Linked DNA regions of Homo sapiens: region 1 is linked to region 2. Evidence: read pairs that join two places in POLR2A ChIA-PET (ENCODE). Cell type or tissue: CD4-positive, alpha-beta T cell. All regions are shown on one strand. Links, peaks and the distances in the headings refer to the core of each region. The heading gives the core; the rest is flanking DNA. Region 1 overlaps ZNF445 (zinc finger protein 445). Region 2 holds the start of ZNF852 (zinc finger protein 852).

The links. ChIA-PET counts read pairs that join two places held together with the same protein. Peaks named below come from ENCODE experiments on the same cell type or tissue, not always from the same donor. Only the 100,000 strongest peaks of a DNase experiment are listed, where the experiment ranks them.
Region 1: POLR2A ChIA-PET joins it to region 2 with 22 read pairs; 9 of 35 experiments call an interaction of 5 or more read pairs at or near these places.

Annotation. Positions count from the first base shown.
Region 1 is chr3:44,433,197-44,449,369 of GRCh38, reverse strand. ZNF445 (zinc finger protein 445) reads left to right here. Exons shown (of 8, transcript NM_181489.6): 8 at 631-16,173. The coding sequence ends at 2,795. It also overlaps the pseudogene C3orf86P. Among named protein-coding and RNA genes, the nearest start is that of LINC01988, 13 kb to the right of the region's middle. RefSeq lists a silencer at 7,770-7,976. In CD4-positive, alpha-beta T cell, for the core only: no CTCF peak of the experiment used is centred there; DNase peaks (open chromatin) are centred at 8,779 and 9,439; H3K4me3 peaks cover 412 bases; H3K27ac peaks cover 1,968 bases.
Region 2 is chr3:44,504,120-44,520,292 of GRCh38, reverse strand. ZNF852 (zinc finger protein 852) reads left to right here and starts at 9,676. Exons shown (of 4, transcript NM_001423469.1): 1 at 9,676-9,740. RefSeq lists enhancers at 1,802-1,921, 2,042-2,191, 9,222-9,281, 8,740-9,516, 9,517-10,293 and silencers at 9,502-9,551, 9,682-9,741, 9,752-9,911. In CD4-positive, alpha-beta T cell, for the core only: no CTCF peak of the experiment used is centred there; DNase peaks (open chromatin) are centred at 9,192, 9,652 and 10,062; H3K4me3 peaks cover 2,079 bases; H3K27ac peaks cover 1,172 bases.

The DNA of each region.
Region 1 (16,173 bases), core at 7,075-11,074, 70 kb after region 2:
TGGGTCTCTTCCATCCTGGCTGGCCTCCGAGAGGTCATTCATTTCCGGCCATGTCTATTCTCCTGTCCCCTTCTCACAGCAGCCCTCTCAATAATAGTTCTTGCCTGCTGGAGGGCTTCACTGTTCCTGTCTTTCACTCACTGATGCTCCTCCTCACTCCTGGCCTGCACTCCTGCTGAACTCCTGTACTCACCCCTTTCTGCTCTTAGGAGCCCTCATCCCACTCCTGTTCTTTCTTTTCTTGGTCCTTCTTTTTGTAATAGGCTGATCTCCAGCCCTTTCAGCCAAGTGCTCCTTGGAGCCCCACCCCTTGGCTTTTGGGTACCTTTCTATAATGCCATGATTTTTCTCCCACTCTGGCTGTTTAACACTTTCTTCTTAATCCTTTTTATTTCCCTGCTGGATGTGACGTCTGCATATCTCTAGCTGCCCTGCCCATCTTGCTTTTCTTCTCCCTTCCCTGTAATCTGGGATAATCTTCCATGTTTTGCCTTATGTTTGACTATTTTATAAAGGTATTGGCAGTCAGGCAAAAGCCTCACCACCCAGACATTTTATTGCCCTTTGGTGCTTTCTGCAGTTCCAAGTATGGGAAAAGAGTACATTCTCTTGTGTTATATTTTTTGTCAGGAGATGACCTCCAGAGTAAAACAAACAAATTCATCTTAAATCAGGAACCTTTGGAAGAAGCAGAAACCTTAGCTGTGTCATCAGGATGTCCTGCGACAAGTGTTTCTGAGGGAATTGGGCTCAGAGAATCTTTTCAACAGAAGAGCAGGCAGAAGGATCAATGTGAAAATCCCATACAAGTAAGAGTTAAGAAAGAAGAGACCAATTTCAGTCACAGGACAGGAAAAGACTCTGAAGTATCAGGAAGTAATAGTCTTGACTTAAAACATGTTACATATTTGAGAGTTTCTGGAAGAAAGGAATCCCTTAAACATGGCTGTGGCAAACACTTCAGAATGAGTTCACACCACTATGACTACAAGAAATATGGGAAGGGGCTCAGACACATGATTGGGGGCTTCAGCCTACATCAGAGAATTCATAGTGGACTGAAAGGGAACAAAAAGGACGTGTGTGGAAAAGACTTCAGCCTTAGCTCTCATCACCAACGTGGGCAGAGTCTTCACACAGTGGGAGTGTCATTTAAGTGCAGTGACTGTGGAAGGACTTTCAGTCATAGCTCCCATCTTGCGTATCATCAGAGACTTCACACTCAAGAGAAAGCATTTAAATGTAGGGTGTGTGGGAAAGCCTTCCGGTGGAGTTCCAACTGTGCGCGGCATGAGAAAATTCACACTGGAGTGAAGCCTTATAAATGCGATTTATGTGAGAAAGCTTTCCGACGCCTGTCAGCCTACCGTCTGCACCGAGAAACCCATGCTAAGAAGAAATTTCTTGAATTGAATCAGTATAGGGCAGCTCTCACCTACAGCTCAGGGTTTGATCATCATTTGGGAGACCAAAGTGGGGAGAAACTCTTTGACTGCAGCCAGTGCAGGAAATCCTTCCACTGTAAGTCATATGTTCTTGAACATCAAAGGATTCACACCCAGGAGAAGCCCTATAAATGTACCAAATGTAGGAAAACCTTTAGATGGAGATCAAACTTTACTCGTCATATGAGGTTGCATGAGGAGGAAAAATTCTACAAACAAGATGAATGTCGTGAAGGCTTCAGGCAATCTCCTGACTGCAGTCAGCCCCAGGGTGCTCCCGCTGTGGAGAAAACATTTCTGTGTCAGCAGTGTGGGAAAACTTTTACTAGAAAGAAAACTCTCGTTGACCACCAGAGAATTCACACAGGTGAGAAACCTTACCAGTGTAGCGATTGTGGGAAGGACTTTGCCTATAGGTCAGCCTTTATTGTTCATAAGAAGAAGCATGCCATGAAAAGAAAACCTGAGGGCGGGCCATCTTTTAGTCAGGACACAGTGTTCCAGGTTCCTCAGAGCAGTCACTCCAAAGAGGAGCCCTACAAATGCAGCCAGTGTGGCAAGGCCTTCCGCAATCACTCATTCCTCCTCATCCATCAGAGAGTTCACACTGGAGAGAAGCCATATAAGTGCAGGGAGTGTGGGAAAGCCTTCAGATGGAGTTCCAATCTCTACCGACATCAGAGGATTCACTCTCTTCAAAAACAGTATGATTGCCATGAAAGTGAAAAGACTCCAAATGTGGAGCCAAAAATCCTCACTGGTGAGAAACGTTTTTGGTGTCAAGAATGTGGGAAAACCTTTACACGTAAAAGAACCCTTTTAGATCATAAGGGAATACACAGTGGAGAGAAGCGCTATAAATGTAATCTATGTGGGAAATCTTATGATAGAAACTATCGCCTTGTTAACCATCAGAGGATCCACTCTACAGAGAGACCTTTCAAATGTCAGTGGTGTGGGAAAGAGTTCATTGGGAGACATACCCTTTCCAGTCACCAGAGGAAACACACCAGAGCAGCACAGGCTGAACGTAGCCCGCCTGCACGGTCTTCCTCTCAGGACACAAAGTTGAGATTACAGAAGCTAAAACCAAGTGAAGAGATGCCCCTCGAAGACTGCAAAGAAGCTTGCAGCCAGAGCTCCAGGCTCACTGGACTCCAGGACATAAGCATTGGGAAAAAGTGCCACAAATGCAGCATATGTGGGAAAACTTTTAACAAGAGTTCACAACTCATTAGCCACAAGAGATTTCATACTCGAGAGAGGCCCTTCAAATGCAGCAAGTGTGGAAAGACCTTCAGGTGGTCTTCGAACCTGGCTCGGCATATGAAAAACCATATTAGAGATTAGCCTGGGACCTGACAGTGACAGTGGGGGTGGGTTCTCAGTCCCCTGCTAGAGAACCCTTAATTATAGGCATTGTGGAGTAACTTTGATAAAGGGCCCAGCCCTTTCTGTTTTGGAAGCTAGTGACAGAATCCCAAGGATTTGAAAGCTCGGGGAGTCCCCAGCCTGCCTGCTAGGATGTGACGCTGGGGAAGTGCAGCACCATGTCCTTTGGAGCCCTTCTGGAGACTCCGGCCCCTAGGAGTGGCCTCTGCACCATAGCCTGCGGCTCCCCTATTCAGGTCTCCTTCCACAACTCTGAAGAGAGAGACCACTGCCCTTTGTGGTTGGACAGAATATCTGTGGCATCATGGGCTATGGCTGCTGGAAAGGGGCCAGTGGGATCCTAGATTTGTCTTCAAGTTTGGCCTGTGGCCATGCCTATTCTGTTGACTTTAAAAGCAGCAGCATCAAGAACTCCTAGCCTTCCCAAATGCCCCCTGGGGAGTTCTGGCTGGGGCTTCAGCCTTCCTGGCTGGCTTTTGGATATCTGCTAGGGGGTTAGAGTGGTCTCAGCGGCAGGTGGAGGAGAGCAGGATGCTGGGCTCAAGCGCTTGGCGTGTGGATCTCTACCAGTACCCTGTTGCCATCCCCATCCCACAGGCCTGCATAGGCAGCAGCGGTCCATCTGTTTAACAGAAATGTGCTGAGCACTCCCATACACCAGGCGCTGGTGTGTTTGCCAGAGACCCAGCAGGGACCAGAACAGATGAAAATCCTGCCATCTTGGATCTTTACAGATGACAAACAAATGGGATACGCAGTATTCTGGATGGTGATGTGTGTAGTGGACAAAGTGAATCAGAGAAGAGCAGAGGGAGTGCTGGATTGGGAGATCAGTCGTGATTTTAGATAGTCTGGTCAGGGAGGGCCTCAACTGAGAAGGTGAAATGTGAGCAAAGACGTGAAGGAAGCCAGGGAGGTAGCAGGTAGCTCTCTAGGGAGAGTTGCAGGCAGAGGAGATTGGGTCTTGACTGGTGTCCTCAGGAAGGAAGCCCCTGGGATGGAGTGCAGGGAGCCAGCTGGAAGGGAAGGAGAGGGGCCAGGGAGGCCACAGGCCCGGCCATATGAGCATCATGGGTCATTACGGGGGCTTGAGCTGGCTCAGAGGGAGGCAGGGAGCTTTTGGACAATTTTGAGTTGAGGAGTGATGTGGTTTGAATCTGAATTATATTTTATAAGGGTTAACCACAGATCCAAGGACTCAGTAAAAGGGTGAAAGGCTTCTCATGCAGTTAGCCTTGCTGCCAGTTCCCATAAATCAGACTCCTCCCCACTCCGTTTCTGAATTTTCTATAGGATCCTCGGCCTCAGCAGATATAAACGCTTACCATTGTTGTGTTCATGTCTCTAGCCCCTGCACACTGCAGGCCCCTCTCAGCTTCACATACCCCTCTCCATGTATGAGATCTGGTGCTAGCAATCAGATTCAACCCGAAGGAACAAGTGCATGTGCCTGCTGCTCTCAGGAGAAAAGGCAGCCTGTTCTGGGAGGAGCTCCCTCACTGGCCCACCCACTTGTGTTGAAGCAAAAAGCAAGAATCAATTACTTAAAGGCAAAGGAGTGATATTGCTAAAGCATGTGAGTAATCATTGCTTCTGATTATTGAAGAGGTCAGATTATGAATGAAAGGATAAAATGTTTTAATAGTAGAGCAGTGTCCTGACTATAGGGGCCCGTTCATGGAGCTGGTCATTTCTTGAAATGAGAAGAAACCAACCTGGAAGATGTCTTTTTCAGTAGAGTATGGAATAATCTTACCTGCTCTGGATTGCCATGAGCAGGTGAAAATGAAGGCTCTGATATTGTGTGGTGGTGTCACAGGATGGTGGGGGCGGGGCAGAAGTCTCCTGTTGGTGTTCTGATGCCTGTTCAGCTTTGTCCTCAGGAAGGTTTGGTCATCTTGGTTCTGCCATCCTCTTGCCTTCCTACGGCAGCAGCTGTTCATGGCACTGAAGATGTCCCTTCACTGTCCCAAAACTGGCACTAGAAGTGGCTGGGCAGGGGGGCCAGAGTCATAGGAAGGGTCTTGGAGTCATCAGATCTGGGTTCCAGGCATGGTGTGCCTTTTCTTGGCAGGATTGATCTTGAGCAAGTCAATGAACCTCTGCATCAATTTCCTTATGTGTGAAGTTAGAGTGCTTGGCTGTGCTACCTGATTCCTGAGATTGGTGAAAGAGGGCTTGGTTTACCAAGGCTCTCCATCAGGTGGTTGACCTCTAGGACCAGGGCCCTCTCAGAGGTGCAGCTTCCATGTCAGTTGGTGTTGTAACCATGGAAAAGTCCCTTTCCAATCAAACTTTTAGCACCCCTTTCCCCCCATCTCTGCTCCCTTTGCCACAGGATACCTTGTAAAGTTCCTGCCCCAGTATAGGGATATTTTTACTGTCTTTTTTATTTTTTGAGACAGGGTTGCCCAGGGTGGAGTGCAGTGGCAGGATCACAGCTTACTGCAGCCTTGACCTCCCAGGCTCAGGTCCCATCTGAGCCTCCCGAGTAGCTGGGGCTACAGGTGTGTGCCACCCTGCCAGCTAATTTTTTATATTTTTTTGTAGAGACAAAACTTTTATTTTTTTTTCCCATGTTGCTCATGCTGGTCTCAAACTCCTGGGCTCAAGCAATCCACCCACCTCTGCCTCCCAAAGTGCTGGGATTACAGGCGTGAGCCACTGTGCCTGACCTGTCATTTTTATAGAATGAAATGTGCTTATTTCTAAACATTCTAATCAAATTTTAAAATGTGCAAAGAATGAAGTGAAAAACTGAATTTTTTTTTTTTTTTGATACGGAGTCTCACTCTGTTACCCAGGCTAGAGTGCAGTGGCGCGATCTCCGCTCACTGCAAGCTCTGCCTCCTGGGCTCACACCATTCTCCTGCCTCAGCCTCCTCAGTAGCTGGGACTACAAGTGCCTGCCACCACGCCTGGGTTATTTTTTATATTTTTAGTAGAGACGGGGTTTCACTGTGTTAGCCAGGATGGTCTCGATCTCCAGGATGGTCTCGATCTCCAGGATGGTCTCGATCTCCTGACGTCGTGATCCACCCGCCTCGGCCTCCCAAAATGCTGGGATTACAGGTGTGAGCCACTGTGCCCGGCCAAAAGAACAGAAATTATTTTATCCTGAAGTAAGCTGTTTATATTTGGGATTATACTGAACCTATTTGTCCAATAACCTGAGTTTTCAAATAATTTTAGTTCTATAAGTACTATAATTATATAAATATTAATGAATTCAGATTAGCTGAAAGGAAAAAAAGTAGAAGCCTGACTACTTGGTGCTAACTACTAAAGATTTTGGCAGAATCAATGTTGGATTTGGCTTTCCTGTCCCTTCCCCATGCCAGCCCCCCAGAGTGTTCTGCCTTGTGCTGCCTCCCTTCACCTGGAGTGCCACACCCCTCTCTCTGCCAGTTCAGCTCTTCATTCTTCAAGGCCTGACCTTGTCTGACCCTTGTGCCTCTAAACCCGTGGCCCCACCTCTCTTGGTTCCTATGTCAGGTGATGTTTGTGTTTTTGGTTATGCCCATCTCCATAGCCAGACCAAGCACTCTGGAAGCCAGGGTTGGGTGCTTATTTATCTGTTTGCCATGCAGAAAATATCTTGCACAAAATTACCTCTGTTAAGGAATCTGAAGCTGAATTTAGTTTGGCTGAGTCAGGGTTGGGTTTTTTTTAAGGGGCTGTGGGGTGAAATGTTGACTGGAAGCCACCCACAAACACACACCTGCTGGTTAGGAACCCGGCTGTGGGTGGTTCTGAGCTGTTTGGCTTCAGTTGACAGTTTCTGATTGCCCTGAGCACCAGGTCTCATCTTGCATCTCATCCTGGCCTGGAGAACATTCAGTTTCCTTCCAACCCTTCCCACCTTTCCCCCACTCCCTTGGAGGAACTGAAGTTGGGGTTGAGGAGAGCCAGATGGCTGGAGTGGGTATTTGAAGGTCTTTCTGTCACCTGTTCAGTGTGGTCTGCCCCACCCCTGCTGACCAAGACTGACTGAAATGTAAAATAATACAGACCATCTCACACTCAGAAAGCTGGCACATTTTTGAAAGCCCAAGTGTGGGTAAGTGCGTGGAACAACGATAATTCACACTGCTTTATGAGTAGAAATTGTGAGAAATATTGTGCCAGGCAATTTGCAAAATCTTGGAAGGTTGTGTGCACTTAACCACCCAGCAACTACTCCTGGATGCATCCTAGAGAAGTGCCATGTGAACAGAGAATGATTTTAAGACTTCACTGAAGTATTGTTTAGGTAGCAAGATTGGGAAAAGCCTGCATTTCATCAGCAGAAGAATGGATAAATAAATGGGTTGTTTTTGGTCCTTGGAAAGTGAATATGAAAGAGTTACGTCTCAACACAGATAGATGAAAAATTATGCTGAGAAAGTTGGTGAAGCTACATACAAGGTACCCTTAGTGTAAAGTTAAGCATACTGTGTACCTGTGGGCACGTTACTTCAACTTGTTTTTCACTTTTTCTGTAAAATGGGATAGTAGTGGCAATCTCACAGGGTGATTGTGGGTGGGGGGGTGGTCAATGAAGTAATGCATGTAAAATGCTTAGAATAGTGTCTAGCATGTAAGCCTTGTGGACATATAGAAAGTGTTATTGTTTTGCACAGTAATCTATTTTCTGTGGATTCAAATAATATGAAATGAGTATAAAATCATGTATTGGAACGATGTGTGCAAGTCACCATTCTGCCTTCCTAAGGCAGGAGACCTGATGGATTTGGGGAGGGTACATGGGGCCTTCAGTTGTGTTTTCTTTGTTTTTTTCTAAAAATTGATGCAGAGGCATCACAATGTTAAGATTTTTACAGGGTAGTGTGGTGGGTACTTTTTAACTGTTTGCTTAAAGTGTTTCAAAGTAAAAATATTTCTTAAGCATAGTCTCTGACATCTTATGACTTTATAGAAATCCCTGCCAGGTACATGATGTTACTTAGAGTGAGCCACCTAATCTTTCAAGGCTTCCATTTCCTCACCTGCAAAAATTGGGAGTGTCAGAGGCGTTTGAACCAGAGTGACTCCATCTTGAATAGGGAACTGGGTAAAATAAGGCTGAGACCTACTGGGCTGCATTCCCAGGAGGTTAGGCATTCCAAGTCATGGGATGAGATAGGAGGTCAGCACAAGATACAGTCATAAAGACCTTGCCAATAAAACAGCATGTGGTAAAGAAGCCGGTCAAAACCAAGATGGCAATGAAAGTGACCTCTGGTTGTCCTCACTGCTGTAATTATACTGTAATTATAATGCATTAGCATGCTAACAGACACTCCCACCAGTGCCATGACAGTTTACAAACGCCATGGCAGGCCTGGCACGATGGCTCATGCCTGTAATCCCAGCACTTTGGGAGGCCAAGGCGGGCGGATTATGAGGTCAGGAGATTGAGACCAGCCTGGCCAACATGGTGAAACCCTGTCTCTACTAAAAAATACAAAAATTAGCTGGGCATGGTGGCACGTGCCTGTAATCCCAGCTACTTGAGAGGCTGAGGCAGGAGAATCTCTAGATCCCGGGAGTTGGAGGTTGCAGTGAGCCAAGATGGTGCCACTGCACTCCAGCCTGGGTGACAGAGCAAGACTCTGTCTCAAAAAAAAAAAAAAAAAATGCCATGGCAACATCAGGAAGTAACACTATATGGTCTAAAAAGGAGAGGAACCCTCAGTTCTGGTAATTGCTCACACCTTTCCCGGGAAACTTATGAATAATCTACCCCTTGTTTAGCATATAATCAATAAATAACCATAAAAATAGGCAACCAGCAGCCCTTGGGGCTACTCTTCCTATGGAGTAGCCATTCTGTATTTCTTTACTTTCTTAATATTAACTACTTTCACTTTGTGGACTCGCCCGAATTCTTTTCTTGAGCAAGGTCCAAGAACTCTCTCTTGGGGACTGGATCACGACCGCTTTCTGGTAACAGGAGCAATACAAATGGCTATTAGTAAACGAACGCTTAAGTAACTCTAGTACATCTATGATGAAATACCAGGCCACAGTTTTTTTAAAAATGAGGATGTTCTCTATATACTGACGCACAGTCACCAAGACATGCACTTTATAGGAAATTATAAGCTCCTCCTTGCCTAAATCTCCTTAATTTTGCTTAATAAATAACAAGTGAAGCCAGAAGCTGTAAACTCATAATTTTAATGAAGAAATGGGATCCAGAAGATGGAGATGTTTTTCATTCTACTTTATTAGATGAGGAAAAGGAGAGTAAATACTTGTATGCCAGCTACCACACCTTTTAAAGTTAATGTTAACCCTGCTAAGAACAGCAAGGAGATTTTATATCAGCCAGGTTTTAGTTGCCAGAAACCACACCAGTTATTTTAGCAAAGACCTTATAAAGAAGTGTACTATATTTAAGTAGCTAAAAAGGCAAGAAGAAAATGCCAAGGTGTCTTGGAGGTAGCAACTGCTAAGCAGCTGCCACCCCAGGACTGGGGGAGCTAGAATAGAGTCTCCCCATGTTTGACGTTTGTCTGCTAATAGCATTCAAGCTCTCCCCCTCAGTTTGCCTGGATCTGGACAAGCTGATAAGAAAGCCCAGCCACTTCCTCTTTGCGTCAGAGGGGAAGTTCAAACTGTGCAAACCCTGACTGTCAAATGCACTGAGCTCTCATAACCACAACAAAAACCAGAGCCACTTGTTCGTCCTTTCACTGAAGCCCAACAGACTGGCGTGGGTGCCCGCTTTGCTTTCCCTAGAAGGCCTCATGTGAGTAGTAAACTTTTTCATAACCTCTTGGTGTCTGCAGTGTCATCAGTTTCAACATCCGAACCAGTTTTGAGTGATGGTAGTTTATTGATCCCACCTCATGTGGAGCAAAGTGCAAAGCAGGAACAAAGAGACGTGGCTAGAATTGTTGAAAGGTGGGAGATTGGAAGAGGGACCTTGTGGAGCTGAACTCAGACCTATGGTGGAGGAGTGGACTGCTGGGCTGACATAGTGTCTGTGCTCAGGGAGGGGCCCTGTGGCCTTTGGATCTGTGCTTCTGTGGAGAGGTCCCAGCTACTAATGCTGGGGCAGGGAGCAGAAGGGAGGGTCACAATGAGACTTTGAGTGTTAGTTAACCACCTTTTGCCTGAAGAACATGTAATGGCCTTCCCTGAGGTATATGTCTTCCAAAAGTCCGCTGACGTTGCTCATGACCTATGGTCACCACTGCTTTTTGCGTTTTGCTTTTTTTTTTTTTTTTTTTTTGAGACAAGGTCTCACCCTGTCACCCAGGCTGGAGTGCAGTGGCACGATCTCAGCTCACTGCAACCTCCACTTTCCCAGGCTCAAGCGATTCTCCAGCCTCAGCCTCCTGACTAGCTGGGACTACAAGCGTGCACCACCACACCCAGCTAATTTTTGTATTTTTGTAGAGACAAGGTTTGGCCATGTTGCCCAAGCTGGTCTTGAACTCCTGACCTCAAGTGACCCACCTGCCTCAGCTTGCCAAAGTGCTGGGATTACAGGTGTGAGCCACCATGCCTGGAGTCCTTGTTTTTTTTTTTTTTATACTTTTAGGGTACATGTGCACAATGTGCAGGTTAGTTACATATGTATACATGTGCCATGCTGGTGCGCTGCACCCACTAACTCATCATCTAGCATTAGGTATATCTCCCAATGCTATCCCTCCCCCCCTCCCCCCACCCCACAACAGTCCCCAGAGTGTGATGTTCCCCTTCCTGTGTCCATGTTTTCTCATTGTTCAATTCCCACCTATGAGTGAGAATATGCGGTGTTTGGTTTTTTGTTCTTGCGATAGTTTACTGAGAATGATTATTTCCACCTTCATCCATGTCCCTACAAAGGACATGAACTCATCATTTTTTATGGCTGCATAGTATTCCATGGTGTATGTGTGCCACATTTTCTTAATCCAGTCTATCATTGCCTGGAGTCCTTTTAAAAAAATTATTTTTTTGGCCAGGCACGGTGGCTCACACCTGTAATCCCAGCACTTTGGGAGGCTGAGGCGGGCAGATCACGAGGTCAAGAGATCGAGACCATGCTGGCTAACGCGGTGAAACCCCGTCTCTAGTAAAAATACAAAAAATTAACCGGGCGTGGCAGCGGGCGCCTGTAGTCCCAGCTACTCGGGAGGCTGAGGCGGGCAGATCACGAGATCAGGAGATTGAGACCAGCCAGCCTGGCCAATATGGTGAAACCCCATCTCTATTAAAAATACAAAAATTAGCCGGGTGTGGTGGTGTGTGCCTGTAATCCTAGCTACTGGGGAGGCTGAGGCAGGAGAATCACTTGAACCCAGGAGGTGGAAGTTGCAGTGAGCCGAGATCGCACAACTGCACTCCAGCCTGGGCGACAGAGTGAAACTTTGTCTCAATTAAAAAAAAAAAAAAGTGAAGTGCAAAATGTGACTGAGGAGATACAGTACTCTCCAAATTGCATAATTTTGCCAATTTTTATAGAAACCTGGGGAATCTGTAGAGATAGCGTCAGAAGCATTGGAACGAGAGCAACTCCATGTTGAATAGGGGCTGGGTAAAAGTGTCAGAGGTATTTGAACCAGAGCGACTCCATTTTGAGTGAGGGCTGGGAAAATGAGGCTGAGACTTACTGGCCTGCATTCTCAGAAAGTTAGGCATTCCTACCCTCTAGGATTGAATTGGGACCCCTTTCCTGTAACATATTTCTGGTGACCACAGAAGGGACTATAGTGCAGAAACGTTGACCCAACGGCTACCTTTGCGTAAGTGTTGGGGTCCTGTAACATATTTCTGGCAAACCACAGAAAGGATGATACTGAAGAAATCCCCCCAACCCCAAAGAAATAGACTGCAGCACTGATTGGACGACTTTGGGTAAGTGATGGGGTACCCGAGTAACAAATGGGATTGGGTTAGAGGCCCAACTTAGGGGAGTTGGAGTTTCTCCTAAGACAGAGTGAGTTAGAGGCCCCTCTTAATAAAAGGCAAGGACACTTGACTGACCTCAGGTTAGAGGTTACTCCATCCTACTCTATGGAGTAGCTGTCCTTTCACCACTTTACTTTCTTAATAAACTTGTTTTTGCTTTGCACTGCGGACTTGCCCTGAATCCTTTCTTGCACGAGATCCAAGAACTCTCTTAAGAGTCTGGATCGGGACCCCTTTCCTGTAACAAAATGAGGCTGAGACCTACTGGGCTGCATTCCCAGACGGTTAAGGCATTCTAAGTCACGGGATGAGATAGGAGATTGGCACAAGATCCAGGCCACAAAGACCTTGCTGATAAAGCAGGTTGCAGTAAAGAAGCCAGCTAAAACCCACCAAAACCAAGACGGTGATGAGAATGACCTCTGGTCATCCTCACTGCTACCCTCCCACCAGTGCCATGACAGTTTACAGTTGCCATGGCAACATCAGGAAGTTACCCTATATGGCCTGGAGAGGGGAGGCATGAATAATCCACCCCTTGTTTAGCATATCATCAAGAAACCATAAAATAGACAACCAGCAGCCCTCGGGGCTGCTCTGTCTATGGAGTAGCCATTCTTTTATTCCTTTACTTAATAAACTTGCTTTCTCTTTACGGACTCGCCCTGAATTCTTTCTTGTGCGAGATCCAAGAACCCTCTCTTGGGGTCTGGATTGGGAACCTTTTGCGGTAACAAGGGTGCAGGATCATCGTGGAAGGAATATAAAGTCAGATCAAGCTGAATTATTCGATATGGGATAATTAAGCAGAGATTTGTGGTTCATTGTTTTAACTTGAGAAGCTGAGAATGGCTGTCTTCATTTGCTTTGAGTTGTTGAGATATGGACTCACTGTAATCCCAGCTTGGGAGGCTGAGGTGGGAGGATTGCTTGAGGCCAGGAGTTTGAGACTGGCTTGGGCAATATAGTGAGAACTCATCTCCAAAAGAAAAAAAAAACACGAATGCAAACATAACCTGCACTGAATGAGTTGAAATGCGAGAACTTCGTTGGTATACTGTAGAGGAAGATATGTAAATGCTTAAGGAGATAAAAATGCTTGAGTATTTATCATGTAAATACCTGCTCACCCACCCAGGGAGGGTCCAGAGGACACTTCATTATGAGAAATAAATTCATGTAGAGAGTGCCAGATATTCTATACAGGCCACATTACAGTGGGAAATGCTCCCTGAAGTGCAGTGGGGCTGATGGAATCCTGAGGAGGCAGGGACCATATGGTAACACTTAGTCACCAAAAACACAATTGGTGTGGTGACTGCCATGGACAGTGCAGCCAAAGCAGGATCCTGAATGGTCTGACCCACAGAGATCTGTGATGTCTGCCTGCTGATCATAGTGTCCTGAGAACTGAAATGGATGGGCTGCCTACTAAAGTTTTACTTGATCCGAGTAAGTAGGAAAGCTCCAGATCTGGTGAATAAAGTCTGACCTAAATTACCAACACAGAGTTACAATCACTCAGTCAATTCCAAGTCTTGATCTAGTTCACAAACCCACAGCTTCTTGAATAAAGGATAGGCCAGGTCCCTTTGAAGTAGGACCCTGCTGCACTGACAATAATTTATACTTTTTATCTTCCTAGGCCTCCCCAAAGGCACCCAAGGCCATTTATCAGAGTGATTGTGCATTGGGAAGGGCAAATAATTAGACTTTTCTGGGATAACCAGCCTCTAGTTCTGAACTAGCAGTAATTACAGGAGACTCAAAATGCCACCATGGTTCCTCAGAGTAAGAGTGTATGGAGGTCAGGTGATCAATGGGCTTTTTGGCTCAGATTCATCTCACAGTAGATCTAGTAGATTCCTGAACCCATCCTATGGTTATTTCCCTGGTTCTAGAATGCGTAATTAGAATAGACATAGTCAACAATGGGCAGAATCCCACACTAGTTCCCTGATCCATACAGTAAAAGTAATTCTGGTAGAAAAGGCCAAGTAGAAGCCACTAGAGCTGCCTCATTCACAAAAATATTAAAGCAAACTAATACCACATTCCTGGAGAGATTGTTGAGATTAGTGCCACCATCAAAGACGGGAACACATCTCCACTTAGCTCACCTACTCAGCCTGTGCAGAAGACAGATGGATCTTGGAGAATGACAATTGGATTAATTGTAAACTTAATTAACTAGTGATTCCAAGTGCAGGTGCTGTTTCCACATGTGGTTTCAGTGCTGAGCAAACGATACGTCTGACAACTGGTTTGCAGTTGTTACTGAGCCAGGCCCAGGTTTGTTCTGTTCTCACACAGTAAATCAATCACTGTGACATGGGTTTTGCAAAAGAGAGAAGAATTATTCACAAGGCTGTCCAGTGAGGAGATGGGAGAATGGCTCTCAAATTCACCTCCCCAAAGATGAGGCTTAGAGAGATTTATAGGTTAGAGAAGTAGGGTGGTCTGAGGCATGGGGAAAGGTGATTGGCAGTGGGGAAAAATGCAGTCATAATTGGGGTTCATATGACATATGTGCAGAAAATGGTGGCGTTAACATGATCTGAGGGTGGAGTTTTTGGCCCTCTGATGTCAAAAGGCCACCTCTTGGGCATGTGTACAGGCCCAGTTGAAGGGTTGGCAGTCTCAACTGGTTTGAACTGGACAGGATCTGCCCCAAGTTCCTGAAAAATAAGTGGTTGTTATGGTGACTTATAAATGTTATCTATAAGGTAGCACGTAAAAGTTGAGTTACAGTGTTCAATAGCATAGCCTTCAGCTATCGTGGCCTTCAGCTTCATGGGGGAAAAAATAACAAAGAGCAAGCAACCAAAAGCAAGCGGGGCAGGCGAAGTGTGGCACACCCGATCCGATTATCCCCTTGGCTGCCCAGTTACCCATCTGGTGAATGTTTCTCTATACCTGTGAGTAAAGACCATCAGGAACAGTTTGCTTTCAGCTAGATACACCTTCACCACCCTATCTCAAGGCTGCCTCAACTCTGCCGCCCAGCTCATGATCTAGTTCCCAGGTCCTTTGAGAACCTTTTCACCCTCAGGACGACACACTGGTCCATTATATTGATGACATTATAGTCACTGGACCTGGTGTACAGGGAGTAGCAACTGCTCCAGACATGTTGGAAGACACATAATATGACTCAGTGTAGGAAATAAACCCACAACATGGCTAAGGGCAAATAATGTTTCCAAAACTTCTTTCTCTCTTTTTTTTTTCTTTTTTGAGACAGAGTCTCACTCTGTAGCTCGAGCTGGAGTGGAGGCAATCTTGGCTCACTGCAACCTGCACCTCCTGGGTACAAGTGAAGCTGCTTCCTCAGCCTGTTGGGACTACAGGTGTGCGCCACCACGCCCGGCTAATTTTTTTTTTTTTTTTTTTGGTAAAGGCAGGGTTTCACCATGTTAGCCAGCTTGGTCTTGAACTCTTGACCTCAAGTGATCTGCCCACCTCAGCCTCCCAAAGTGCTGGGATTACAGAAGTGAGCCACCAAGCCAGGCCCTTTTTCTCTCTCTTTCCAATAGTTACATTCTATATGTTTAAAAGGGACACGAGACAATTTTGTATGTGATTTTCTGAATCACATAATTCCACATTTAACATTTTGGGGAAATGCCAAACTGTTTTCCAAAGGGGCTGCCTGGGAGTCTCAGCTCTAGTTCTCAGTCCTCAGCAGCCATTCCTTTCCTCAGTGGGGCGTCAGTGCTGCCTTCCAAAGTCCAGGGCTGCCTTGAGACCTGATCAGGACCGGCTATTTTGCCAGGTGCAGTGCATGATGTTCAAGACCATTCAGAATTTCAAGACCCTGACAGCAGAGCAAGATAGCAGGCGGAGGCCATTCTAAGTGTGGGGCCCCGCAGGGCTGCCCAGGCTGCCTGCCTGTGAAGCCAGTCCTGCCTGATGGAGATGCTTTTGCCATGGCGTGAGGGAAAGTGAGCTGATGGTTCTCCACTTTCCCACTCTCTCTCTGCAGGTCCGGCTCCTCTAAGGGCAGAAGCCAGAACTTGGTCCCTGAACCTTCTCCAGTCTCCCTCCCTGGGCATTTCTCTCATAACCCCATCAGACCCCCCAGTAATGGCCTGACGTGGGTTCTGGAAATAGAACATGGGTTCTTAGAATGGCTCTCTGAGACTTCATTGAGTTGTCTGTCCTATTTCTTTCCTCAACAAAATGTCCACATCCTCAATCTCCTGTCTCAGCAGGAAAGATGAAAAGAACAGTGAGGCTTAGGCCAGGCACGGTGGCTCACACCTGTAATCCCAACACTTTGGGAGGCTGAGGTGGGCAGATCACCTGAGAACGGGAGTTCGAGACCAGTCTGAACTCCCTGTCTCTACTAAAAATACAAAAGTAGCCAGGCGTGGTAGCGGGCACCTGTAAATCCCAGCTACTGGGGAGGCTGAGACAGGAGAATCGTTTGAACCTGGGAGGCGGA
Region 2 (16,173 bases), core at 7,888-11,887:
GAGACAGAGTTTCACCATGTTGGTCAGGCTGATCTCGAACTCCTGACCTCAAATGATCCACCCATCTATCCCCCCACTCCCCTGAACCTTAACTAGCATTAGTTTATAACAGACGACCTGCAAAACTTACAAAGATAGCTCTCCAAAGAAGTGTCCTGAGAGTTGCCAAAAAGAAATTGCACCAAGGATCCAGAGAAACAGGCATTAATAATCGAACACATGCTTCCATTCCAACCCTAAGCTTCACAGCAGTTACACATAAAGAAAACTGTAGCCAGAAGCAAGAGCACAATCTGTAGCCTTCTCTTCTCACCTTACAAAAACTCCAATGTTTCTTTGGCTCAGAGATTTGCCTCATTTCGAGGTGCTCACTGATACACACATAAGCTGAATACAGCCTTTACCGACTATTTTATTCACTTTAGTTTGCTTTCTTTTTTTTTTCTTTTTTTTTTGAGACAGAGTCTCACTTTGTCACCCAGGCTGGAGTGCAGTGGCCACGGTCTTGGCTCACTGCAACCTCTGCCTCCCGGATCCAAGCAGTTCTCTGCCGCAGCCCCCCGAGTAGCTGGGATTACAGGCGCCCACCACCATGCCTGGCTAATTCTTGTATTTTCAGTAGAGGCAGGGTTTCACCATCTTGGCTAGGCTGTCTTGAACTCCTGACCTCGTGATCCATCCGCCTCGGCCTCCCAAAGTGCTGGGATTACAGGCGTGAGCCACCGCGCCTGGCCAGTTTGCTTTCTTGACAGTAACATTAGACTTGGTGCCAGAAGGAACTTGGAACATAAGTCTGTTCAACATTCTTTGGAGAACAAGAATCTCAATATAGTTCCCTGCATCCCAGGTAAACTATCGCCCTTTCATAACCTATAAATTGATAATAAAGGGGTATAACTGCAGCTGACACAGACAGAAATAGGGAGCTACCAGAAGCTGTAGGCAAGCAACACTGAGGTAATGAGTTCAGGGTTTTCCAGATAGCAGAAAAGGAAAACCAAGCCAGGGTACAGTAGTTTGTGCCTGTAATCCCAGCACTCAGGGAGATGGAGGCAGGAAGATCGCTTGAGCCCAGCTTGGGCCACATAGCGAGAACATTCCTGTTCTCCACAAAAGGAAAAAGAAAGAAAAGGAAAAACCAGCTTTGAACGAAGCAGTGACTGACAGTGCAATTTTATAGTACAAGTTAAATTTATATCATTGTAATTTTACCCTAAACATATCTTTAACAAATATGAAAAAGGTAGCTATTGGTATGTAAATGTAAGGTATTTTTATGACTAAATCACGTGCTCTTCTCACTTCTCTGCTCTGTATGCAGAAAAAAGGTCACTTATAAAGGTCACACCTATGAAGAGCTGTTGGACTTATAATTGCCTCAGAGAACCATTGCTGTTTTTACTTTTGACAATGCTGAATTTTACCTGAGCCCTGTGATTCTGGTTAACAGTGAAGGTTAAGAAATCTCCTCACTCTCCTGTGTTCCAGAAAATGACTTTCTACACAGAACCACCCTTCCCCATGTGACTTACGTAAGACTCCCAGATACCTCCAGTTTACCGATGACAAGGCCAGACACAGACCCTCCAAATTCCCATTCTTTGCCCCATGAATGATTAGCTAAAATGCTTGTCCCCACTGATCAAGTGGAACAAAATACCTGAGAGCCAAACTTTCCTCAGGCTTCTCTCCTTCCTACGGGTCCCAGAATTCTGCCTGACTCCACACCTAAGTGAATACAAACAGTGGAATAAACCCCTTTATCAGCCTCTCCTGGGAACTGGCACACCACAGGAAGATACCGTCCTGTCAGACCTCACTGGTTATTTCCGTTTGCTTGTCCAACTTCCCCTCAAAGATTCTGCTTATCTCTATTTACCTCCTCCTTGCCCTATACGAGAGAAACTTCTTCCTTTTGATTTGGAGACACTTGCATATCTTATGGTCACAGTGTGGAGTGTGTTGGGGTGTGGACTTAATCAGATGCTCAAAAAGAGGAACTGATCAGCTTCTAGCCAGGATCTCAAACTGAATCAAAGCAGCATTTTAAAAAGCATTTGCAGCTGGGTGCGGTGGCTCACGCCTGTAATCTCAGCACTTTGGGAGGCCGATGTGGGTGGATCACCTGAGGTCGGGAGTTCAAGACCAGCCTGACCAACATGGAGAAACCCCGTCTCTACTAAAAATACAAAAAATTAGCCAGGTGTGGTGGCGAGTGCCTGTAATCCCAGCTACTTGGGAGACTGAGGCAGGAGAATCACTTGAACCCAGGAGGCAGCTGCAGTGAGCCGAGATCGTGCCATTGCACTCCAGCCTGGGCAACAAGAGTGAAACTCCTTCTCAAAAAAAAAAAAAAAAAAAAGAATTTGCTTGCCTGGCGTGGTGGCTCACGCCTGTAATCCCAGCACTTTGGGAGGCCGAGGTGGGCAGATCACAAGGGCAAGAGATCAAGACCATCCTGGCCAACATGGTGAAACCCTGTCTCTACTAAAAATACAAAAATTAGCTGGGCGTGGTGGCATGTGCCTGTAGTCTCAGCTACTCGGGAGGCTGAGGCAGGAGAATCGCTTGAACCTGCGAGGTGGAGGTTTCAGTGAGCCAAGATCACACCACTGCACTCCAGCCTGGCGACAGAGCAAGACTCTGTCTCAAAACAAAACAAAAAGCATTTGCTTTTTTATATTATATTTATGTTACAAGCAGTACCTTCAGCAGAACCAGCAGCACGCTTATGCTGGGAACATCGGTGATGTGTGTATTTGTTAATGGCTGCCAGTGTTGAAATGATACTTTGCTGTGACCCCCACTTCAGGAGTATGGACCGCTATGTCTGTTGGGGGAGGAATGGAACAATGAAGCAAGTAGCCTAATTATCAAACTATAACTGGGGATAGGTGCCTGTTTCTGGTCCCTGTCAATCTAAGAGGAATGTTGACAAAAGAAACTTTAACCAAAAGAGACTTATCAGGCCTGGACAGGATGCATGAGAAAAAACTTTGATATCTTGCAATTTCACTACAGTGTGTCTAGGTGCAGATTTATATTTATTTATCCTGTTTAGGATTTACTGGGCTTTCTGAATCTAAGGATTTTGGTTTTTCAATAATTTTGGAAAATTAACAGCTATTCTATCTTTGAATACATGTGGTTAATTTTTTTCTTTTCTGGAACTCCTAATAGCTGTAGGCGAAACCTTATAATTTCTTCCTCTATGTCTCTTAGACTCTTTCATATTTTCTTTTTGTGTGTGTGAACCTCTGGATTCTATTGAAACTTTCGTATTTTAAATCTCTACATCTCTGTGCAGGAGAGTTTTCAGGTCATCTAATATGCAAAATTACTTGAAACAGAAGTCCTGCCCACAACTGTTGATTGGTTTAGAAATGGGCATGCAACCAGCTGGGCACGGTGGCTCACGCCTGTAATCCCAGCACTTTGGGAGGCCGAGGCGGGCGGATCATGAGGTCAGGAGATTGAGACCATCCTGGCTAACACGGTGAAACCCCGTCTCTACTAAAAATACAAAAAATTAGCCGGGCGTGGTGGCGGGCGCCTGTAGTCCCAGCTACTCAGGAGGCTGAGGCAGGAGAATGGTGTGAACCTGGGAGGCAGAGCTTGCAGTGAGCCAAGATCGCGCCACTGCACTCCGGCCTGGGCGACAGAGCGAGACTCCATCTCAAAAAAAAAAAAAAAAAAATAGAAATGGGCATGCAACCTCAATTGACCAACCAAAGCCTTTTCCTGAGATTCTTTTGAATTAGAACTAAAGGCAAAGCTATTAGATGTGTTCTAACCAACTTTCTAGTCTCTGGTTTCAGGGATTTCTAAGATCCAGCTGCACCCCTGCTGCTCAAGTGTTTATGTAAGATACTTCCTCTTTTGCTCCAAGTAGTTTGATCTGTGGCTCTTACGTATGATGAAGAGAGTCCTAACTAATGCGTAGGATTATTTCAAAATTTCCAAGTACCATTTCAGAGAGGGAGTGAGGAACTGCAGATGAAGGATAGTGTGGGAAATTTAAGAGATTTTTAAAAACTTTGTATAGTCATTATCTATGTGTTGCTATATAACAGATTATCCCCAAACTTGTGGCTTAAACAACAAACACTGCCTGTATCACCGTTTCTGTGGGTCAGACATTCAGGAGTAGCTTAGCTGATTTGTTCTTGCTCAAAGTCTGTCCTGAGATTTTAGCTGTGATGTTGACCGGGGCTGTCATCATCTTAAGGCTCAACTGGCTCTGGAGGAGCCACTTCCAAGATGGTTCACTAATGTGACCGTTGAAGAGGGGCCTGAGTTATTCGCTAGCACTTGGCAGGAGTCCTCAGTCTCTTGCCACGTGGGCCTTCCATGATGCTGCTTAAGTGTTCTCAAGGCATGGCAGCTAGCACCCTTTAATGTGAGTGATCTCAGAAACAGAGGACAAAGGAAGCCATAGACATTTTATAACCTAGTCTTGGAAGTGAGCCATCATCACTTCTGCCTTATTCTATTTGTTAGAAGCAAGTCACTAAGTCCAGCTCCATCTCTTGAAGGGAGAAGTAGCAAAAAATTGTGGACATATAGTTGACCCTTGAATAACTTAGGGGTTAGGAATACTGACCCACCATGAAGTAGAAAATCTGCATATAACTTTTGCCTCCCCCCAAATTTAACTACTAATCATCTACTGTTGACCAGAAGCCTTAGAGATAACATAAACTGTTAATTAACACATATTTTGTATGTAACATGTATTATAGACAGTATTCTTACAATACAGTAAATTATGAAAAGAAAATGTTAATGAGAAAACTGGGCAGGTGTAGTGGCTCATTCCTGTAATCCCAGCACTTTGAGAGGCCCAGGCAGGATTGTATGAGGACTGGAGTTCAAGACCAGCCTTGGCAACATAGTGAGACTCCATCTCTACAAAAAATTTTTAAAAAAATTAGCTGGGCATGGTGGCATGCACCTGTGGTCCTAGCTACTTGGGAGGTTGAGACAAGAGGAACCCTTGAGCCCAGGAGTTTGAGGCTGCAGTGAGCTGTGATCATGCCACAGCCTCAGCAACAGAGTGAGATCCTATCTCAATTAAAAAAAAAAATCTTCTCACACCTGTAATCCCAGCACTTTGGGAGGCCAAGGTGGGAGGATGACTTGAGCCCAGGAGTTCGAGAGCAGCCTGGGCAATATGAAGAGATCCCATTCCTACAAAAATTTTGCAAATTAGGCATGTGTGGTGGTGTACACTTGCGGCCCTGGCTACTCCAAAGGCTGAGATGGAAGGATTGCTTGAGCTAGGGAAGGTGAGGCTGAAGTGAACTATGATTGCGCCACTGCACTCTAGCCTGGGTGACAGAGCAAGATCCTGTCTTAAAAAAAAAAAAGTCATAAGGAAGAGAAAATATATTTACTATTTATTAAGGGGAAGTGGATCATCATATAAGCCTTCATCCTCACTGTCTTCACATTGAGTAGGTTGAGGAGGAAGATAAAGAGTAGGGGCTGGTCTTGCTGTCTCAGAGGTGGCAGAGGCAGAAGAAAATTCATGTATAAGTTGACCCAGGCCATTCAAATCCATGTTGTTCAAGGGTCAACTGTATTTGAAAAACACAATGTCATTCCTCCATGGGTTATAAAGGTCACGTTAGCCCCGGTACTCCATCCAGACCACCATTCCACCTGAATTTACAACCTTCCTTCTTGGGAGGATCCTAATGTCAGTCTTTATGCACTCACTACTCCTCATGTCAGGAATTACACCCATGTTTGCCAGTCACGAAACCTGCATGTTGGTCATGGCCAAGGCTGGAAGGCCTGATGAATTGTAACATTTCCTCCAGATCCCAGACAAACCTCAGATGGGTTGCCCCAGACCTCATCACTGACCCATATCCTTCACATGATGGCAGCAGATACTATGCGCACACTTCACAGGAGTCCCTCGTTTACACCAGTCATGGTGTTCAGCAGGGAGATGCCTCACCCCTGTGACTACCCAGCCATTTGATTTCTGTCTATTGTCTGCAGTCTGTCTCCTGATTTGGAAGGAACAGTTGAGGCATTCTGACTCTGTATTTAACTGTTCTCTGCCACCGTCCGCTGATTGATGACTATACATAAAGTGTCAACTGGATACTCAATGGTACACATCTTCCTACTAACAACTCCCCTAGTGCTTTCATCTTGCCTTTTATAAGTCTGCATCCAACTTGTTACACTCTAACACCCCAACAGAACAACTATGGTTTCTGTATCTCCCTGCTTCTCTGCACCCACTTCCTCCACTAACATCCTAGCGGCCAGGCCATACAAGACAAACTATTTTCTGCTGGTCTTGACATTAAGGTAACCAGAGCCAGGCCATGTGGGAGATCATAAGCACAGGACACATCCAGCTCTCCTTTTAGCAAGCAACCCATTCATCTCCAACCCACTCAGAGAACAATGACATAGGCTTGTTGAGAATAAAAGAGGCCCTTAACCCCATGGCCCTCTGACACCAGCTGTCCCCACCTTGTCAATCCACCTCATCTTTCTGACAGCAAGGCCAATCCTGAATCGTTCATATGGTCCAGCAACTAAAGGGTTAATTGGGTGATTGGGGGAGGGGCTAAAGGAGCTGTTTTTCCACCTTGTCTCCTTCTACCTATGAGGAGGGGCTGCAGGAAGGGAAAGAAATTGACCTCCTCAACGACTTCCTTCCAGTTCACAGACAGAACTGTTTCAGTTCTGTTACCTAGGTCTCTTTTCTTCTCAGGGATGATATTTAAAAGATTAACAACCAGTGGCTGGGCGCCATGGCTCACTCCTGTAATCCCAGCACTTTGGGAGTCCTAGGCAGGTGGATCACCTGAGGTCAAGAGTTCAAGACCAGCCTGGGCAACATGGCAAAACCCCATCTCTACCAAAAAAAAAAAAAAAAAACTTATCCGGGTGTGGTGGTGTGCGCCTGTAGTCCCAGCTACTCAGGAGGCTGAGGTGGGATGATGGCCTGAGCCCAGCAGGTGGAGGTTGCAGTGAGCTGAGATCCTACCACTCACTGCACTCCTGCCTGGGCGATAGAGCCAGACTTTGTCTCAAAAATAAATAAATAAGCCGGGCACAGTGGCTCATCTTGTAATCCCAGCACTTCGGGAGGCAGAGGCAGGCGGATCACCTGAGGTCAGGAGTTCAACACAAGCCTGGTCAAGATGGTGAAACCCCATCTCTACTAAAAATACAAAAATTAGCCAGGCATGGTGGCACATGCCTGTAATCCCTGCTACTCAGGAGGCTGAGGCAGGAGAATCGCTTGAACCCGGGAGGCGGAGGCTGCAGTGAGCCAAGATCGCGCCACTGCACTACAGCCTGGGTGACAGAGTGAGACTCCATCTCAAAATAAATAAATAAATAAATAATTATAAATAAGGCTGGGCGCTGTGGCTCACACCTGTAATCCTAGCACTTGTGGGAGGCCGAGGTGGGCAGATCACCTGAGGTCAGGAGTTCGAGATCAGCCTGGCAGACATGACAAATCCTGGCTCTACTAAAAATGCAAAAATTAGCTGGGGATGGTGGCCTGTGTCTGTGGTCCCAATTACTGGGTGGCTGAGGCAGGAGAATCACTTGAACCCAGGAGGGGAGGCGGAGGTTGCAGTGAGCCGAGATCACACCACTGCCCTCCAGCCTGGGTGACAGAGGGAGGCTCCGTCTCAAAATAAATAAATAAATAAATGAAGGAATTCCTAATGCTAAATGCCACATAATCAAACTGAAATTTTATAGAAGTATGTGAATCCCCTAACAGACCAGTTTTTCCTGCAAACAGGAGATTCATAGCAACCATTCAGAAAGGGCCCAGTTAACCCCAGTCAGCATAAGGAAGGCCCCCTCTGCTTTAATCCTTAAAAGAAAAGTAACCTGATGTTAATCAATCTATTTTTGCTATTGTTTGGTTCTCTTGTTCCCACCTTTAAAAACCCACTGTTCTGCCACATGCTGTTAGTCTACTTTATAGAAGTTTTTACTATTTTGTACCTGCTTCTCCAACTCATAATGTTACACAGCCTCTCCAGGTTGTAGCCCAAGAAGCAGCCTGCTCTTTCTCGTTCTCTCTCTTTCTTCCTTCTCTCTTTCATTCCTTTTCTCTCTTTCTCACTTCCCTCCCTCCCTTCCTCCCTTCCTTCCTTGGGTCTCGCTCTGTCGCCCAAGCTGGAGTACACTGCCCCAATCATAGCTCACTGCAGCCTCGACCTCCCCGGCCCAAGCGATCCTTCCGCCTCTGCCTCCACAGTAGCTAGGACTACAGGCGTGCACCACCAAGCTCAGCTAATGCTCTTTCTGGTCTGAGTTTTGACCCTCATCCTAACCTGTTGTTCTTTGAGTACACTCTGGGCCTTGATGCGTTGGGTCATTCCTGCTTTCCCAGGTGGTAACCGTTCCTGGGCAGGGATTTTAGTTTTCCTTGGAATCTTGCCCTCCTCACTATCCTGCCCACAACCTTCTACCCCTAGCTTCTGGGATCTCAGCTAGGAGCCATGCTATCCCCAACTCTCCCTCTACAGGGACGTGGGACGGGAGAGCTTTTATGAAGCACAGTAGTGAAAAGACCAAAAGATTTGGATTCAGTGGCTATTCCAGTTACTGACTCTATTTCCTTGGGCAACTCAAATCAATGCATGGCAGCCAGTGTGTTATGAGCTACCGGAAGTATACAGAAAAGTACCAGAAAAAATACAAGCATTATCATCAGTCGCTGTCAATTAAATAACTCTGTTACATTTCAACAGTGTTCGTAACCACTTGACATTGATGTATTTGTGTAATTTCTATTATCTGTTTTTCCCACAAAGCTGTAGCTCCATCCAAAGTGGGCAACTGAGTGTCTTGGTCAGTCATGTGCAGCCTGATGACCCTTGAACAGTTGCAAAAGTGCGCCTAGGGCTTGTAGCATTTACTTAAAAGGGGATAATAAACTCTCACGGCCAGTGCTGGGCTTATTGCCTTGTTTGGGAATTTCTCCATTCAAGGGTTTTATGTTTGGGGATGTGCTGGCCCTATTTTTTTGTTTGTTTGTTTTTTGAGACGGAGTCTGGCTCTGTCTCCCAGGCTGGAGTGCAGTGGCACGATCTCGGCTCACTGCAACCTCCGCCTCCCAGGTTCAAACGATTCTCCTGCCTCAGCCGCCGAAGTAGCTGCGATTACAGGCGCCGCGCCACCACACCCAGCTACTTTTTTTTTATTTTTAGTAGACACGGGGTTTCACCGTGTTAGCCACCGATCTCCTGACCTCGTGATCCGCCCACCTCGGCTTCCCAAAGTTCTGGGATTACAGGCGTGAGCCACCGCGCCAGGCCGCTGGCTCTATTTTCACCGCTAGCTTTGGATCCCTTTCTTCCCTGAAGGAAAAGAGGCCTCCAGGGCAGCCGTGCAGAACCGATGGGAGGGATGTAGGATAATACGCCAAAGCCGATAGAGTTCTGGAGCGCGCCTGGGCATCAGAGCGTGGAAGACAAGTGTCCGCGGAAGGAGGCGAAGGATGCTGGACAAGCCCCGCCGCCCGCCGCCCGCCGCCCGCCGCCCGCCGCCCGCCGCCCGCCGCCAGCGGCCCTGGGCCCAGGGAGAAGCAGAGATGTTGGCCCTCCCAGTTTCCTAGAGAGGCCGCAGAGGGCCCGGGGAGGCGACGCGCGTGCGCAACTGGGGAAGCTGGGAGGTAGGCGCGGGGCGGTCGGCTGCGGTGGCGGCGTTTGGATGATTGTCTCTCGGCGGCGGAGTCGGTGAGCGGCCCGGCGGGGCGCGGGGTGCGGAGCGGGGGCGGCTGTGCGTGCGAGAGTGGCAGGTGAGGCCGGGCCTGGAGGCTGCACCCGGGGCGGGGGTCTGGCCGTGGATCCCGCCCGGCCGCGCCGAGGGCATACCTCTTCGCCCCCCGGGCGTCTGGGGCAGAGAATCTGGAAAATTCCCGGTTTCTTCTGGCTTTATCTTTTCACCCAATTATGCGAATAAAGCGTACTTATTAGAGACAATTAGATAAGTGGAAGAAAAGTGAAAGTAGCCACCGTCCGGAAATCTTAGTCTCCAGGTCTCCTGACATTGAAAACATCTGGCATAGACTTCTCCCTTTTTCTTGTCTTATTTCACTTCCTGGCACCTGTCGCCGTCTAACATAGCATGTATTTGTTTATTGGTTATCTTCCCATAAGCCCCTTGCCAGGGCAGTGCTTTCTGTTTGCTTTATTAACTGCTGTTACCTTAGTGTATGGGAAATAGTAGGTGCTCCTAGAAGGTGTTTGTTAAATTAATGAAAGAAGGAATATCTAAACTGGGAGACAAGAAGAATTGACAGTTTTTAATGTCTTTTTTTTTTTTTTAAATAGCCCATTGCCAAGTTAAGAATGTAAGAGTGACCTTGAGCCTGGAACATTTCCTTGCAGAGTTAGAGCCCTCACAGCCTGTGCTGCTGCATTTAATGCCTTGTGTCTTTCAGTGTTTCAGGCTTCATGTGTACTCCTTTGTTGTGTTTAATCTCTTAAGTCAGTGGCCTTCATTCATTCTCTCAGCCTTCTGTATTTCACACCCCATAGGAGTGGGGAGGGTGGATTGAGATCTTTCTTCCTTACTAAGTGGGGTGTGTGCATCACACCAGCCCTATAGCTGTGGAGTGGATCTGCTGGGTGTGGGGGCTCTTTGCATTGCAGGAGGCTGGATCTTGTTCCCTGTTTCTCCTTTTGCTGTAAGTATACGCTGTACCTCTTGGGGCCTGATGTGGTTGGTATCTGTCCTCAGCGACCTCAAATCATGTGCTATCCCTTCCTTGGATGGCCTTTTAATCTTGGCAGCACAGCCTGGCCACCTGGTGAATAGTGGAACAGTCATGGTGATGCATAAGGATCTAGTATGTTCCTTTTAGGTGCTGTATGGTATTTCATCCTATAAAAATGCTACTTTTATTTAGCCATATTGATGGACAAGTAGGTTAAATCCAGTATTATGTTATTACAGAGAATATTTTAGTAAATACCTGTGTAAATGTCTGAATACCCGTGCAAGTGTTTTTCAGGGCAGATTCTTACAAGTTAAATTCCTGTAGCGTAAGGAATATGTCTTTTTAGTTTTACTGTGGACTTTCAAACTATCCTTCCTGTTGGCTATTACATTTCCACATCTATTAGTGGTTTGTGTTTGGTGTTTTTTTCTTTTGCTTTTCTTTTGGACAGAGATTTTTTTCATATTGATGTATTCAAATATATTCACTCTTTTCATTTTGTTGTCTTAAGAAATTCTTGGTTACACCAGGGTTCTTAGAGTCTTTATGGTTTTTTTCTTTTTTTTTTTTGAGACAGAGTCTCACTCTGTGTCACCCAGGCTGGAGTGCAGTGGCACAATCTTGGATCACTGCAGCCTCTGCCTCCTGGGTTCAAGCAATTCTCTGCCTCAGCCTCCCGAGTATCTGAGATTACAGGCGCCTGCCACCACATCTGGCTTTTTTTTTTTTTAAAGTAGAGATGGGATTTCACCATCTTGGTTAGGTTGGTCTTGAACTCCTGACCTTGTGATCCACCCACCTTGGCCTCCCAAAGAGCTGGGATTACAGGCGTGAGCCACCGCACCCAGCCTTTTAGCTTTGTTTTTTAAGTTTCTTTATTTTTTGTGTGATTTTACTTACTATTTTTATTTGCCTAGCCAATTGTCCCAACACAATTCATTGACTAGTTTAATTTTTCCCACTGACTTGTAATGCTACTGTTACCAACTCTCAAGGGAAGTCGTTTGACTTCAGTGGGTCCTTTACCTGCCTGGTGGTGTTCATGCCAATAAAATGAGACCAAGTTTCGTTAAGCAGTGCAGAAACTTTATTTGTTGATGAAGGAATGGAGAAGGAAAAGCTCATGCTCAAAGTACCCTCCTCTGGGTGTGGTGAAGAGGGATTTTTAAGGTCTCTTAGGGCATGTAGTGGGGCAGAGATCCTGGAAAGAGGTGGGGCCCTATGGGAAGAACTGGAGTGTGCTCAGTCTCATTCTTTTTTCTTTCTTTCTTTCTTTTTTTTTCTTTTGCGATGGAGTTTTGCTCTTGTTGCCCAGGCTGGAGTGCAATGGCTTGATCTTGGCTCACCGCAACCTCCGCCTCCCAGGTTCAAGCAGTTCTCCTGTCTCAGCCCCCCAAATAGCTGGGATTACAGGCATGTACCACATGCCTGGCTAATTTAGTATTTTTAATAGAGACGGGGTTTCTCCATGTTGGTCAGGAGGGTCTTGAACTCCTGACCTCAGGTGATCCACCCGCCTTGGCCTCCCAAAGTGCTGGGATTACAGACGTGAGCCACCGCGCCTGGCCAGTCTCATTGTTTCTTTTGTACCCAGCACTATATGTGCCTAGCAAGTGTATTTCTCCCTTCTAGGTGGAGATTTTAATATGGTAATGAAGCAAGGATTCAGGCCTGGGTAGCACTGCTGAGCTAAGTTCTCCTTTGTGGTTACTGATATTTAGCCTTTTTCTCTCTAAGCAAGCACAGCTGCTGGCACAGGTTAATTTTACAGGTTCTGGGGCTCTTTTTAAAAGAAGGTCTTGCTGCTATAAGTAGACAGAGAGGGCCTCCAGGGATCATAGGAATTTAATCAACTTGAGCAGTCAGCCAGTTTTACAGCCTTCTGCCCTGCAGCCTGTTTCTTCCTAAACCCTGTGTGGATTGCAGTCACCTAGTTAGTTAAAACCAGCCCCAGGCCGGGCGTGGTGGCTCACACCTGTAATCCCAGCACTTTGGGAGGCTGAGGCGGGTGGATCACAAGGTCAGGAGATTGAGACCATCCTTGCTAACACGGTGAAACCCTGTCTCTACTAAAAATACAAAAAAATTAGCCGGGCGTGGTGGCAGGCGCCTGTAGTCTCAGCTACTCAGGAGGCTGAGGCAGGAGAATAGTGTGAACCTGGGAGGCAGAGCTTGCAGTGAGCCGAGATTGCGCCACTGCACTCCAGCCTGGGCGACAGAGTGAGACTCTCTCTCAAAAAAACAAAAACAAAAACAAAAAAAAACCCCAGCTCCTGACAGACCCCAGCAACTTATAGATGAACCTGAGTGAACTTTTCTCATTACCATGCTAAAGTCTCCACCCGGGGAGTAGCTATAGCTTCATTACCATAACACATGACTTATGTGCTGGCATAATGACTCACTGCGTCTGTACCACTGGGACCCCTCCTATACATGGGATGATGTAGCCTCTCGCCTCTCCATTGCTCCATAAAATTCTCCTATTACTTTCCCTTGGAGAGATGCTGCTTTGGAAAATACTCCCAGTGTCCTCCTTACTTACACCAAGTAATAAAACTCCTATTGATCTAAACTTGCATTCTCACAAACAGTCGTTTGTTACTCGCCAGGTGAATGAACCTCATTTTTTTTTTTTAGGTAACACTGTGGTGACACTATCTCTGTCATGCATCAAACTTATAAAATTGGCTGGGCATGGTGGTGCATGCCTGTAATCCCAGCTACTTGGAAGGCTGAGGCTGGAGAATCACTTGAATCCAGGAGACGGAGGTTGCAGTGAGCAGAGATTGCACCACTGCACTCCAGACTGGGCAACACGGCAAGACTCCGTCTCCATAGAAACAAAAAAACAAAACTTACATATGTGTATAAGCCTGTGTCAGGATTCTGTACTTTTCCTTTTATCTACAGTTTGCATATTTATATTTCTTCAGTAATATATGCTGTTTCAAGTACTACAGCTTTATATTAAGCCTTATTGTCTGGTAGAACAAAACTTTCCACATCTAAAAAGTTTTCTTAACTATTATTTTTCTCATTCATTTGAATTTTAGAGTATGCTTATCAAGCTCTATGAAAAATTACATTGTAGTTGGCTGGGATTTTGTTGACTTTGCATGTTAATTTAGAAAAAACTGACATCTTGAAGGAGTGTTTTCCCATACAAAATGTATTTATATCTGTTATGTCTTTAGGCAGAGTTTTCTATTTATCCACTAAGGTCTTGTACATTTTTTATTGGCTTTATTTCTGAGTACTTTATATTTTTGTTGCTATTGTTTTAATTCATTTTCTGATTGGTTGCTATTGTGTTGGAAAGTTATTGAGTATATATTGATTATATATTCAATCTCCTGAATGTCTTATGACGTTCTGTTTTTTTGGTTCATTCTGTTTAATTTTTTAGGTGATGTTTCATATCATTCATGCGTATATTTGCTTTGCATCTTTCTTGTCTATTTTCTGCATTTTTTTTTCTGGTCTAATTACATTGTCTAGGATTACAATGTTTGTTCCTATTTTTAATTGCAAAGGTTTTTATGTCTTTACCATTTAGTGTCACGTCTGTTGGAGATTTCTTTCGTCTATTCTGCATGTCAGTTTAAGGATGTCTCTATTCCTGGATTGTTAAGAGTGTGCACAAAAAGAAGATATAGTTATTTAATTTTAAGAGAATACCAATACTGTAAATAGCTTTATGCCAATAAATATGAAAAGCTGGATGAATACTTGGATTGTTTCTTCCTTTTTACTATTATGTGTAATGCTGCTATGAACATTTGTGTATGAGTTTTTGTATGGACATCTATTTTCTTTTATCTTGGGTGTATATATATATAGGAGTAGAATTGCTAGGTCAATTAGTAAATGTATGTTTAACTTCGTGAGGAACTGTCAGACTGTTTTCATAAGTGTATGCATCAATTTACATTTCCACCAGCAGTGGATAAAGTTTCAATATCTCCACATTCTCACTGATTTTTTATTTATTTTTTTGAGACAGAGTCTTGCTCTGTCCCCCAGGCTGGAATGCAGTGGTGTGATCTTGGCTTACTGTAGCCTCGACCTTCCAGGCCCAGGCCATCTTCCCACATCAGCCTCCTGGGTAGCTGGGACCACAGGTGCATGCCACCAGGCCCAGTTAATTTTTTGTATTTTTTGTAGAGAGAGGATTTTGCCATGTTGCCCAGGCTGGCCTTGAACTCCTGGACTCAAGCAATCCACTCACCTTGGCCTCCCATGATTGCTTGTTATTATCGGATTTTTGTTCTAGCCACCTTACTGGGTGTGAAGTACTATCTTATTGTTCGGTTAATCTGCATTCCCTGATGACTATCCTGTGTACTTATTAGACATTTTAATATTTTCTTTGGAGAAATGTCAATTCAGACCCTTTGGCCATTTTCATTTTTATTTTTGAGATGGAGTCTCATTCTGTCACTCAGGCTGGAGTGTAGTGGCGCAATCTCAGCTCCCTGCAACCTCTGCCTCCTGGGTTCAAATAATTCTACTGCCTCAGCCTCCTGAGTAGCTGGGATTACAGGTGCCTGCCACCATGCCCAGCTAATTTTTGTATTTTTAGTAGAGACGAGGTTTCGCCATGTTGGCCTGGCTGGTCTCAAACTCCTGACCTCAGGTGATCTGCCTGCCTCAGCCTCCCAAAGTGCTGGGATTATAGGCGTGAACCACTGTGCCCTGGCCCTATTTTAAAATTTGTTATTTTTTTCTTTTTATTATTGAGTTGTAATATATAAAGAATATAAATATATATTCTCTCTATATAAAGAATATATATATATTAAAGAATATAAATATATTATTTATATATTCCAGATACAAGTCTTTATCAGATACATGATTTGCCAGTGTTTTCTTCCAGTCTGTGGATGGCTTTTCACTTTCTTCTTCTTTTCTTTTATGCACAAGAGGTTTTCCTTTTGGTAAAGTCCAATTTATTTATTTTTTATTATTTTTTCCTTGTTTTAATATGATTTTGGTGTTTACAAATCCGTTGTCATAAAGGTATAAGTCACAAAGACTTCTACACAGGTTTCTTGTAAGAGTTTTAGAGTTTTAGTTCTTTTTTTTTTTTTTTTTTTTTTTTTTTTTGGACTTAGAGTCTCGCTTTCTTACCCAGGCTGGAGTTCAATGGCGCGATCTCGGCTCACTGCAATCTCTGCCTCCCACATTCAAGCAATTTTCCTGCTTCAGCCTCCCAAGTAGCTGGGATTACAAGAGCCCACCACCATGCCCAGCTAATTTTTTCTATTTTTAATAGAGACGGGGCTTTGCCATGTTGGCCAGGCTGGTCTCAAATTCCTGACCACAGGTGATTCACCCACCTCGGCCTTCCAGAGTGCTGGGATTACAGGCATGAGCCACTGCACCCAGCAAGTTTTAGTTCTTATATGTAGGTCTTTGATTTTTTAGAAGTTATTTTTATA